Regions from separate parts of the Homo sapiens genome. Here region 1 is linked to region 2. Evidence: read pairs that join two places in POLR2A ChIA-PET (ENCODE). Cell type or tissue: PC-9. All regions are shown on one strand. Links, peaks and the distances in the headings refer to the core of each region. The heading gives the core; the rest is flanking DNA.

Region 1 (5,387 bases), core at 213-5,212, 170 kb before region 2:
CTTCCTAATATTTCCTACTAAGATGAGTATGAAATGATATCTCAATGTGGTCTAGATCTGCCTTTTTCTGATCAGTGAAGAAACTGACCATCCCTTCTATTTAGTTTGTTTTTGTTTTGCCTTTAGCCACATGTTCCTTCTTAAGCAAAATGCCTCTTTGTATCTTTTGGTAATTTTTTTCAATTGAGTGATTGGTCTTCTCATTACTTCATAACAATTCTTTATATATTCTCAATACTATTCTTTTGTCAGATGTGTTTGTTGTGAAAATATTTGCCCAGTTTATCACTTGCTTCTCACCTTATTGAGGGTGTCATTTGAATAAGTTTCATAATTTTAAGTATTTGAATTAAATTTTTATTTAATTTTTATTGTTAGCTTTACTTGAGGCCTATTTAGCCAATCCTTAACTACCCCAGGATCTGAAATAGATTAAAGGTTTAGCAGTCAAAACATAAACTAAATACTGTTTCATTTGCACTCACACACACACACCACGGCCTGCTCTTGTTACAAGCAGTTTTGGTAATGCGGCTCCTGTGTTCATTATGAAATATTTAGGTATGGACTTGTCCTCAGTAATAGCATCTAAATATCACAAACTCAGGAAATCTAAATTGTTCTGACAAGTTACAAGAATAATTTCAAAGAACATTTTCTTTTGGCAGTAGACCCTGATGTTGTGTAGTAATGGAAATGTTTAAATTCCAATGATAGGACAGGGATGGCCCTGGCTAGAATAACACAAAAATCATTCAAATCTAAATGGCATAAGGCTGCAGCAGTCCAAGTGAGATCCCTCGGGGAGTCTTGGACCTTTTCCAAGATGTAGGCTCTCTACAGTGTGAGTGTGCAGAGATTGTATGATTCCACTGGGGTCACTTCCACTGATGGGTTCAATGGACTACAGCACTGACCTTCACATGGCTTGTTTTCATAGCTTCGAGTCCTAAAGGGAGATAGGGTCATAGGAATATTTCAACAGTGTAAACAGCTCACAAGTCTTCCTTGCTCACTTACTTAGAGGTGACCAGATGAACTGAACATACCCTAATGCTAGGCTCTTAAAATAGGATCTTGTTTTAAAAAGGGGTTCAGTAGACAAAGAAGGCCATTCCCTTTTTCCCAACTCTTGTTCTTAGGGTAGTGTTCTCAAACTCTGGCAATTTGAGTGTGCAAAAAAAAAAAAAAAAAAAATTAGAGTAGTGGAAGTGGGACAGATAGTTCCTCTTTAGCCTCCTGACATACCTCTTGTTTGGAGGGATAAGATAATCTCTCAGATTGCCACCTGGGCAAGGAAACTGGGCAACACACTTCCAACTCAGAAGCCCTGAGGTTGGTGGCCTGCTACCTCTTTGCTGGTCCCTCTTCCTCAAGGTTTCCGCTTTGGAAGTAGGGACTGATTCTTAATTGGTTCATCTACTTCTAAGGCCAGCACTTAGGAAGAGTTAGCTTGTTCTTGATTGGCTCAAGAACTTTAATTAATAAAGAAGCACCGAATCCAGAATATTTATAAATAACATCTGCTCACAAATAGAACATTGTTCCAAATAGTTCAGTCTAAACACTTTCAGCTTCAAATCCACATTAAGAAAATCATAACAATTACCTTTAAACTCATGTTTCCAAAAATGTGATGTGTATGTGGATTACCTGTGGATCTTGTTAATATGCAAATTCTCATTCAGTAGATCTGGAGTGGGCCTGAAGTGATACTACTGGTCCTAGGACCACACTTTGAGTAGCAAGGCTTTCTAAAGTTCTGCTCTCCCGCACAGCTGAATTGAATAACTTTTCCTTCTAGAGATGGCATCATGGTTAGCTTTTGAAAACCTTTTGGTTTTTTTTTTAACTTCAGTCTTCTAGTAATTCAAGAAAGCTGGCTATTTTTTCAATCTTTCTGGATGTTTTAAGGATCTCCTTCTAATTCTGAAATGTTGCTCAGGTATTTCTTGTTGAAGTCTTTTCCACAGGGTAGACTCTAGCTTGGGGTCTATTGGAGCAAGTTAAATGTCTTCAAAGGTGATGGGTTATTCAACTGAATAAATGTTTTCTAGAATGTGGTGAAACCTGGAAAATACAGTGGGAGTAGGAGAGGGAAGAAAAAAAAAAGACATAATATACTTTTCTCCACTCTACCTACCATGATAATACATATTAATCTTGCCTTTATTCTTTCTTTATTGTATATAAAAGCTTCCACTAACTTTCCATTCTAGGGAGTCATTGAGAGAATATAAATATGTGGGCTTTTTGTTAAAGCCTGATAGGAGAAGAGATTATTATAAGTAATTGGAGACTGTGGAGTCAGAATAACTGAGTTTGAATTCTGACTTCATCATTTACCAGCTGTGTTGCTTAACCATAAAATGCTCATAATATTTACTCCAGCGAATAATGGGAGAATTCACAGAGGTAATCCTTGCAGATAATCCCTGCTAATCATTTAACCTAGTGCCAGGATATAGTAAATGCTCAATAAATATTTATAGTAGTAGTCATTGTTATTTGATAACTATTACAGAATAGCTCCCAAGGGCCTACTGAAGAAAAGCTTTGTGCTTAAGACACTGGCAATAAGTTCATTTCCATATGGTGTAACTTGAAGCTTTGGTTTTATAGATTAACTCAGAGACAAGTCCTACCACAGTGATTCACAGTTCCTGAATTCAAAACACTGTGCATATCACTGATTTGGCATTTCACCTTATATGACTAGCTCGTGTTATTATTTAACTTTGCCTTGGCTCACTAATTTTATTTTCAGTTTCTAACCTTTAAGAGGTAACAGTTTTATACTGTTCAAGACTCCCCAAACCAAATACCACAGAGCCATTTGTTTACATTAGTAGGTCCCCAATAAATATTCATTAGTTATTTCACTGATTAATTAAAGTAATCCATTCATCTCCACAGGGACTCAGGCTGGCTGAATCAGGAGAGACATCTTCAGATCTATTCCTCTTTGAGAAATTAGTATAATGTCAGTGCATTCTCATGTGTTTCTTGAATTATGAGCTCCCTGATGTCTAAAGAAGACTCACAGGGAAGAGTTCATATACTGACAGAACAATCATTAATTAGTTTTCAAACTAGTTTTGATTTGAAACTAAGTAATTTCAATCAGTTTTTTGACTTTCAACTCAGTGTTGTGACATCATGGTGGACACAACTTTCTTAGAGGTATCAATACCATCATCATGTCCATGTTTGATTTGACAGACAAATATTGCAATTTTATTCTGTTGGACATTTTCCAAAGAAGTTGGTTACTGATTTATTAAATAAATATACATATTTTAGGGTAGTGGAAGAAGAAGGTGAATAGAAATTAATGGGTGAGCAAAGGTGAGGGAAAACCAAATCACCAGTTTTCTTTCTGATTATATTTTAATCTAAAAGGCTATGTTTTTAATCAGGTTATATGTCTTGATAAGTGGCGTTTCTACTTAAAAAATGTTGGTTGTATTTGTATCCCAAGTAGGAAATGCAAACATACTTGTATAAAGCAAACAAGTTTAACTTGTGTGTTTGTATTAATGATATGTGATCAAGGCACAGGAAATGTTAGTAAAGAATCATACACTTATTATGTTTGTTTGGGACAGAACAAAGGATAAGTCATTAGTTGGTGAGTTCAGTCATTTTCTTTGAGATAAAACATTTGGTTAAAAGGCAGGCTAGCCCAGGCATCATGGCTCATGCCTGTAATCCCAGCACTTTGAGAGGCTCACGCCTGTAATCCCAGCACTTTGGAAGGCCAAGGCAGGTGGATCACGAGGTCAAGAGATTGAGACCATCTTGGCCAACATGGTGAAACCCCGTCTCTACTAAAAATACAAAAATTAGCTGGGCATGGTGGCGCGCGCCTGTAGTCCCAGCTACTCGGGCGGCTGAGGCAGGAGAATCGCTTGAACCCGGGAGGCGGAGCTTGCAGTGAGGTGAGATCGTGCCACTGCACTCCAGCCTGGTGACAGAGTGAGACTCTACCTCAAAAAAAAAAAAAAAAAAAAGAGATCAACTTGGGCAATGTAGCAAAACCCCATCTTTATAAAAATCTAGAACTTAAATAAAATTAAAAAGGCAGGCTGATGGAAACAATTTAATTAACTTGATTTACTGGGAAACATTGATTTATTGGAAAAACAATGAAAATGTACATTGATTTATTGGAACTTGATTAACTTGACTTATTGGAAAACATTGAAAACATACATTGGGACAACTGGATATTAGATATTTATTTTAATGCAGAAGACTTTTCTTTAAAATTGTATTTCCTTTAAAAATAGACTGGCATTATGTTATTATTTAATTATTATTTTAATGCAAAAGCTATTTTCTTAAGGATACTATTTATATTTCTGCTACTGAATACAGCACAGTAATATATTTCCTCTTGTAGAATACATTTAGTCTTGTTTTGATGGGATAAACTGCTTTTGAATATACTCACTATGTCATGCATGATTTATTTATTTAAATTTCAGCATAATTTTTCTTGACAACCTGTTCTTTCACTTGAAATGTTATGTAACAAAAACACCAGGACCAACTGGCATTTTAGTTTATCCGTCTATTCCATATGCTGCTGGATGAAGCGGAAAATGAATGTGTATCATCACTATGCTGGGCACATTTTATTCGCAGCCTGTCTTTTCTCCTGTACATCAATTTCTCTTCTCCGTTTGGAAATAGCTTCATAGCAGGTTAGGTCTATAGACCTTAACCTGAGTGATCACATATAATGTAACAGGAATCTAATTGGCTATGGTTAGAGTCAGGGACCAAAATATATTCAAACTTACTTGGATTGCTGCTTGAATATAATCACTTCAAGTCCAGGTAGAACTATTTAGACTCAGAAAGAAATTGATTTTTTTAAATCTAAACATAGTTACTGGGTAATTTATGATAGATCTCCAGCCCAAACATTTCATAAACAAGTCAAATAAGGTCAGCATGCATCAAGGACTAGGGCACATTAATCCAAAACTACAAGAAAACCCTGCAATGTGTCCACTCAATATATGCCAGCCAATAAATTCAAACTAAGGACTAAGCTAAGGTCTTCATTTGGGTTCCCCCAGAAACAAATCCTGAGATGAGGATTTGAGTATAATAGTGTTTCTGAGCAGTGGTCCCAGGAAACCAGCAGGGAAGTAGAGAAGTGAAGCAGGAAAGGGAGGGTAGCAATTAAAAGTGTGGCTTTTCTCAGACAAGTTACAAATGTGGGCAACTGGTGATCAAGCCCAGCATGGAATTCTGGGAAACCATGTAGACTATGCACCTTAGAGTTATTTCTTGCAAAGGGTGAGGGAGCTGGAGTCTATATACACCAACTGAGCAGGCAGTTTCAGCCGTTTTTGCACCCTGCAAGAGAAAGC
Region 2 (5,387 bases), core at 290-5,289:
GTGGGCAGCCAGTACAGGCTGCTACAATGGCAGACTCCTGTATCAGTGCAGCTGGAAGCTCCAGAGAGCATGTTCATTCTGCATTCCAGATTTGGACATAATAAATGCCAAATGAAACTCTTGGTCTGCTCCCTGAACCTGCTCCATCCACAGTCCTGTCCACCCTAGTGAATAGCAACTCCATTCTTCTAGTTGCCCTGGCCAAAGTAACTGTGGTCATCTTTGCCTGATCTCTTTACCTCACAGTCCATGGCCAATCTGTTAGCTAATGTGGTTGGCATTCCCTTTAAAACCAGAACTTCATCATTCTCACCACCTTCACTGTTCTCATGGTCCCAGTCAGCACGATCTCTTGCCTGCACTGTTAGAATATCTCTCTGCATGGCCCTATGATATCCATCCTTGGCCCACAACATTCTTAAGGGGGCAGCAAGAGTGATCCCTCGAAAACACAAATCAGGCCAAGTGTGGTGGCTCACACCTATAATCACAGCACTTTGGGAGGCAGAGTCAGGAGGATTGCTTGAGCCTAGGAGTTACTCCCTGTGTAGCAACACAGGGAGACCCCATCAATACAAAAAATAAAAAAAACTTTCCGGGTGTGGTGGCGCACACCTGTGGTCCCATCTACTCAGGAGGCTGAGGCAGGAGGATCACTTGAGCCTGGGAGTTCAAGAGTGCAATCAACATCATACCACTGCACTCCAGCCAGGGTGACATGTGAGACTCTGTCTCTTAAAAAAGAAAAAAGAGAGGGGTGGGGCTGGGTGCTGTGGCTCACACCTGTAATCCCCGCACTTTGGGAAGCCAAGGCAGGGGGATCATGAGGTCAGGAGTTCAAGACCAGCCTGGCCAAGATGGTGAAACCCCGTCTCTACTAAAAATACAAAAATTAGCTGGGTGCAGTGGTAGGCGCCTGTAATCCCAGCTACTTGGGAGGCTGAAGCAGGAGAATCACTTGAACCCAGGAGGTGGAGTTTGCAGTGAGCCGAGATGGCACTACTGCACTCTAGCCTGGGTGACAGAGCAAGACACCATCTCAAAAAAATAAATAAATAAATAAATAAAAATTAAAATTAAAATTAAAAAATTTGAAAAAAACCTCCACAAATCAGATATATCACAGTCCTCTGTTCAAAACCCTCCAGTGAACCCCATTTCACTCAAAGTAAAGCCAGAGGTTTTAAAAAAACAAAAGCTTCCCAAGCCCTACATGTTCCCCTTCCCTCCTCAACACAGGTATACTAAGTTACCCTTTTTTTTTTTTTGAGACAGAGTCTCACTCTGTCACCCAGGCTGGAATGCAATAGCACTATCTTGGCTCACTGCAACCTCTGCCTCCTGGGTTCAAGGGATTCTCATGCCTCAGCCTCCCAAGTAGCTGGGATTACAGGGGTACACCACCATACTTGGATAATTTTTGTATTTTTAGTAGAGATGGGGTTTCACCATGTTGGCCAGGCTGATCTCAAACCCATGACCTCACGTGATCTCCCCACCTGAGCCTCTGAAAGTGCTGGGATTACAGGCACGAGCCACTGCACCAGCCCAACTTTTAAACTCTTTACCTAACGTAACTCCCCTTGTTCCCTCCAACACTGGCCTCTTGCTGTTTCTGGAACTCTCCAGGCATAATCTCACCTTGGGACCTTTGCCTGGAACAATATTTCCTCCCAGCATGGCTAGCTCCCATGCCTCAGGCAAGTCTTTACTGGAATGTCACCTTCTCATTGCCTGATCTATTTAAATAATAATCCCCCTGCCCTAGCACTCACACTCCCTATCATTCTTCTGATTATTTTTCTCCTTTAATTCTTATCACCATTCAATATACAGTACTGAATATTTTACTCATATATATGTTTAATTGTGTATGTTCCCCAGTAGAATATAAGTGCCATGAGAACAGTGGTTTGCACCTGTTGTGTTTGCAAGTTGATGCCCAGTGCCTAGAACAGTGCCTGGCATATTAGTGGCCAGAGGAATATGTAATGGAATCTTGCAATGTGTGAAACACTCCACCAGTTACTGTCTAGACTTTGACCCTGCAACTAGATAATTAGCAAAACAGACAGGGCTTTTTGCTTTTACGGGGCTTAAAATCTACAGTTGTACTGCCCAAGTTAGTAGTACTAGTCACATATGACTACTTAAACTTAAATTAGTTAAAATTAAGTAGAATTGAAATACTATTTTTCTTTTTTTCTTTTTTATTTGAGATGGAGTCTTGCTCTGTCACCCAGTCTGGAATGCAGTGACGTGATCTTGGCTCACTGCAACCTCCGCCTCCTGGGTTCAAGCGATTCTCCTGCCTCAGCCTCTTGAGTAGCTGGGATTACAGGCATGCACCACCATGCCTGGCTAATTTTTATACTTTTGGTAGAGATGGGGTTTCACCATGTTGGTCAGGTGGGTCTCAAACTCCAGACCTCAAGTGGTCCGCCTGCCTTGGCGTCCCAAAGTGCTGAGAGTACAGGCGTGAGCCACTGGGCCCCGCCCAGATACCATTTTCCAATCACACAAACCACATTTCAACAGTCTCATTGGCAACTGGCTTCCATGATGAACAGCCCAGAGGCGGAGCATTTCCAACATCACAGGCAGTTCTGTTGGATAGTGCTGACAGACATGGAGGGTTCCTCTACTCCAATTCCCTCTTTTATAGGTGAGGAAACCAAAGCTCAAGGAAATAGTGACTTGACTAAGATCACACAGCTAGTCAATAACAAATCTAGTATGAAACCCAATTCTTCCGATTCCATGTGTAGATAAACCAATGTGTAGATAAACACATGCTGAAGTGCTATCTACTTCTTTAAGACAAATCAAAATATGAAACAAGTAAATAAAACAGACAAAAAGCCCTCCCTTTGCCTTATTGGAATGAATATAATCAACTATAGAAACAGAAAGGAAGAATGTATTAAGTGGGTATTCTCTCTTTTTCCCTGCTATTGTCTGAATTCTTCTTATTTGGGAGATATTTCCTGCTTTATGAGGCTTGGTAAAATGTAGAGCTTAACTCCTTTTTAGACGCTGGAAAAAAAAAAATGAATAGCTTTCCCTCCTTATGTGGTGGCTGAGTCATGGTGAATAGGCTTGGTTAATCAGATGCTCCTACTTGGAACTGAAGCCGCCATTGCAAAATTATAACTGAGACAGTGAAACAGATCTGACCTAACCAACTCCATCTTGCTTCTAACCTCCAGGCTCTCCTTGTTTGTTCTGGGCGTAGGCTGAACTAACGTTGGGAGGAACTTAGTTTATAATTTGAAACAAAGAATCTAACAGCCCTTTCCCAAAGCAAACCTCCTTCTGGCCTAGAGACTAGACTGTCTTTGTAGGACTAACAAATTAGCCACAAGATTAGAAATTATGGTTTAGGAGTCATGCAGCTGAAGGTTATTTTATTTTATTTATTTTTGAGATGGAGTCTCTGTCACCCAGGCTGGAGTGCAGTGATCTCAGCTCACTTCAACCTCTGCCTCCCAGGTTCCAGCGATTCTCCTGTCCCCAGTAGCTGGGATTACAGGCGTGTGTGCCACCATGCCAGGCTAATTTTTGTATGTTTAAGTAGAGATGGGGTTTCGCCATTTTGGTCAGGCTGGTCTTGAACTCCTGACCTCAAGTGATCCACCCACCTTGGCTTCCCAAGAATTACTTTTTCTCTATTGGAATTCCCCTGTTTTGGTAAATCTTCTCTGTCTAGGCAGCAGGCAAGGTGAGCCCACTGGGGAGTTACAGAACTTTTCATGGGAAGCTATGAAGACAAAAAAAGGAATGTAGCAGCCGCTTAGGTTCTCAGGTGACTGCAACTGCATACAGTGAACAGGCCACAGACTCAGATTCGCCTTGTTTCCTGTGCATTTTCAAATCCGAACTATCTATCCTGCCTACCATTTGTGTGAGCTATCTGCTATTCCTAAATGTTTTTTTCAGCTCAAATCAGCCAGTGTTGAATTCAGTTGCCTGCAGCTCAAGTCCCTGACTGATACAGTGTACCAATCAAATTAAAATGCATTTGACTTTTATTTAATTTATTTAAAAAGGTTTATTTGGTTCATGATTCTGATATTTGGAATGTTCAAGATTGGTCATTTTCGTCTGGTGAGGGCCTCAGGCTGTTTCCACTCTTGGTGGAAGGTGAAGGGGAGATGGTGAGTACAGAGAGAGAGGAAGCAAAGGCTAATATGCATTTGATTTTGGAGGCAAGAAAACTCATCTTTTTCCCTCACCCCTCCTAGGTTTTCTGACTGGGGCTCTGTTAATTAGACTGACAAAAGTCAGATTAACAGAAGAAAAACAAACAGAAGTTTATTAACATGTGCATCACACATACACATGGAAGCACTCAGTAACTCGAGGTCGGTCATTAGAACAATAAATTTATAGAGAAGTGATAAGACAAAGGAAAAGGACTTTGAGTTTTTAGGGTGGCAAATTGTAGGAAGGTAAATTTATGGGGAAACTAGTGGTAGATAAGAGCTAGTTTTAGCAACGTCTGTTACCTGTATTTCTCTGGCACCACCTAAGGTGTCAGAAGAACTTCAGCTCTTCCTGGTAGAGATGGGAGGGGATACGCCTTTAAAAATTAATGTCCTGCAAATAGGGGAAGGGCAGATACTTTTCTTCTATCTGCTATTTCTCAATTGCCTTCGGTTCAAAATAATCCTTATGCCAAAGTGGCATATTTTAGGGTGGCATATTCCGATACCTTTCAATTTTAAATGAATGTTTCCTGGTGTTTTTGTTTATATTGAACCTTGAACATCAGGCCATCATTCTGGCTTATATGGAAAATATAATTCATAACCGAACACCAGCAGTAGAAGATAGATTGCTTGAAGACTTGAGCTTCTTATTTATTCAGCAGAATTGGCTGTTTCGATTGATCGTGCATTCAGTGATTAAGAAGAGCAAAACGTAAACATTTCCAGATTTATGGTCACTCTAGCTTTGTACAACCCTTGAAAAAGAAAATGCTTGGAAAACTGAGGCTTAAAGTGCTGTGATACTTCTGAAGTTCCGATGATAAATATTTTTTTGTGATTTGTATAAAGTTAGACATCAGTAACTGTGTTTAGTCATTCTCATCTACTCAGGAAATCTGTCTGGAAGGAAAAAGCAGTGAGCCATGGTGAGCTAGTGAGAGAATTTTCCAAGTTTGAGAATGTCAACAAAGTAAAATTGTTCATGTGTGCTTAGCAATAGAATAGTCTAGCACTTGAATTTACCGAATTTAATTTCTATTCCCAAAATGATTAGGTATTTAATTTTTTTTCTAAAACTAAAGAGACATTTTTTAAGTTTTTTCTAAAACTGTATTAACCACCTTGACCCAATTGATATTTATAGACCGTCTTACCCAATCACTGCAAAACGCACAT

The links. ChIA-PET counts read pairs that join two places held together with the same protein. Peaks named below come from ENCODE experiments on the same cell type or tissue, not always from the same donor. Only the 100,000 strongest peaks of a DNase experiment are listed, where the experiment ranks them.
Region 1: POLR2A ChIA-PET joins it to region 2 with 6 read pairs; 3 of 35 experiments call an interaction of 5 or more read pairs at or near these places.

Annotation. Positions count from the first base shown.
Region 1 is chr20:8,857,736-8,863,122 of GRCh38, forward strand. The region is part of intron 31 of PLCB1 (phospholipase C beta 1); the gene reads left to right. Among named protein-coding and RNA genes, the nearest start is that of RNU105B, 29 kb to the left of the region's middle. RefSeq lists a silencer at 767-1,061. In PC-9, for the core only: no CTCF peak of the experiment used is centred there; a DNase peak (open chromatin) is centred at 2,596.
Region 2 is chr20:9,022,690-9,028,076 of GRCh38, forward strand. No RefSeq gene overlaps it. Among named protein-coding and RNA genes, the nearest start is that of PLCB4, 44 kb to the right of the region's middle. In PC-9, for the core only: no CTCF peak of the experiment used is centred there; no DNase peak of the experiment used is centred there.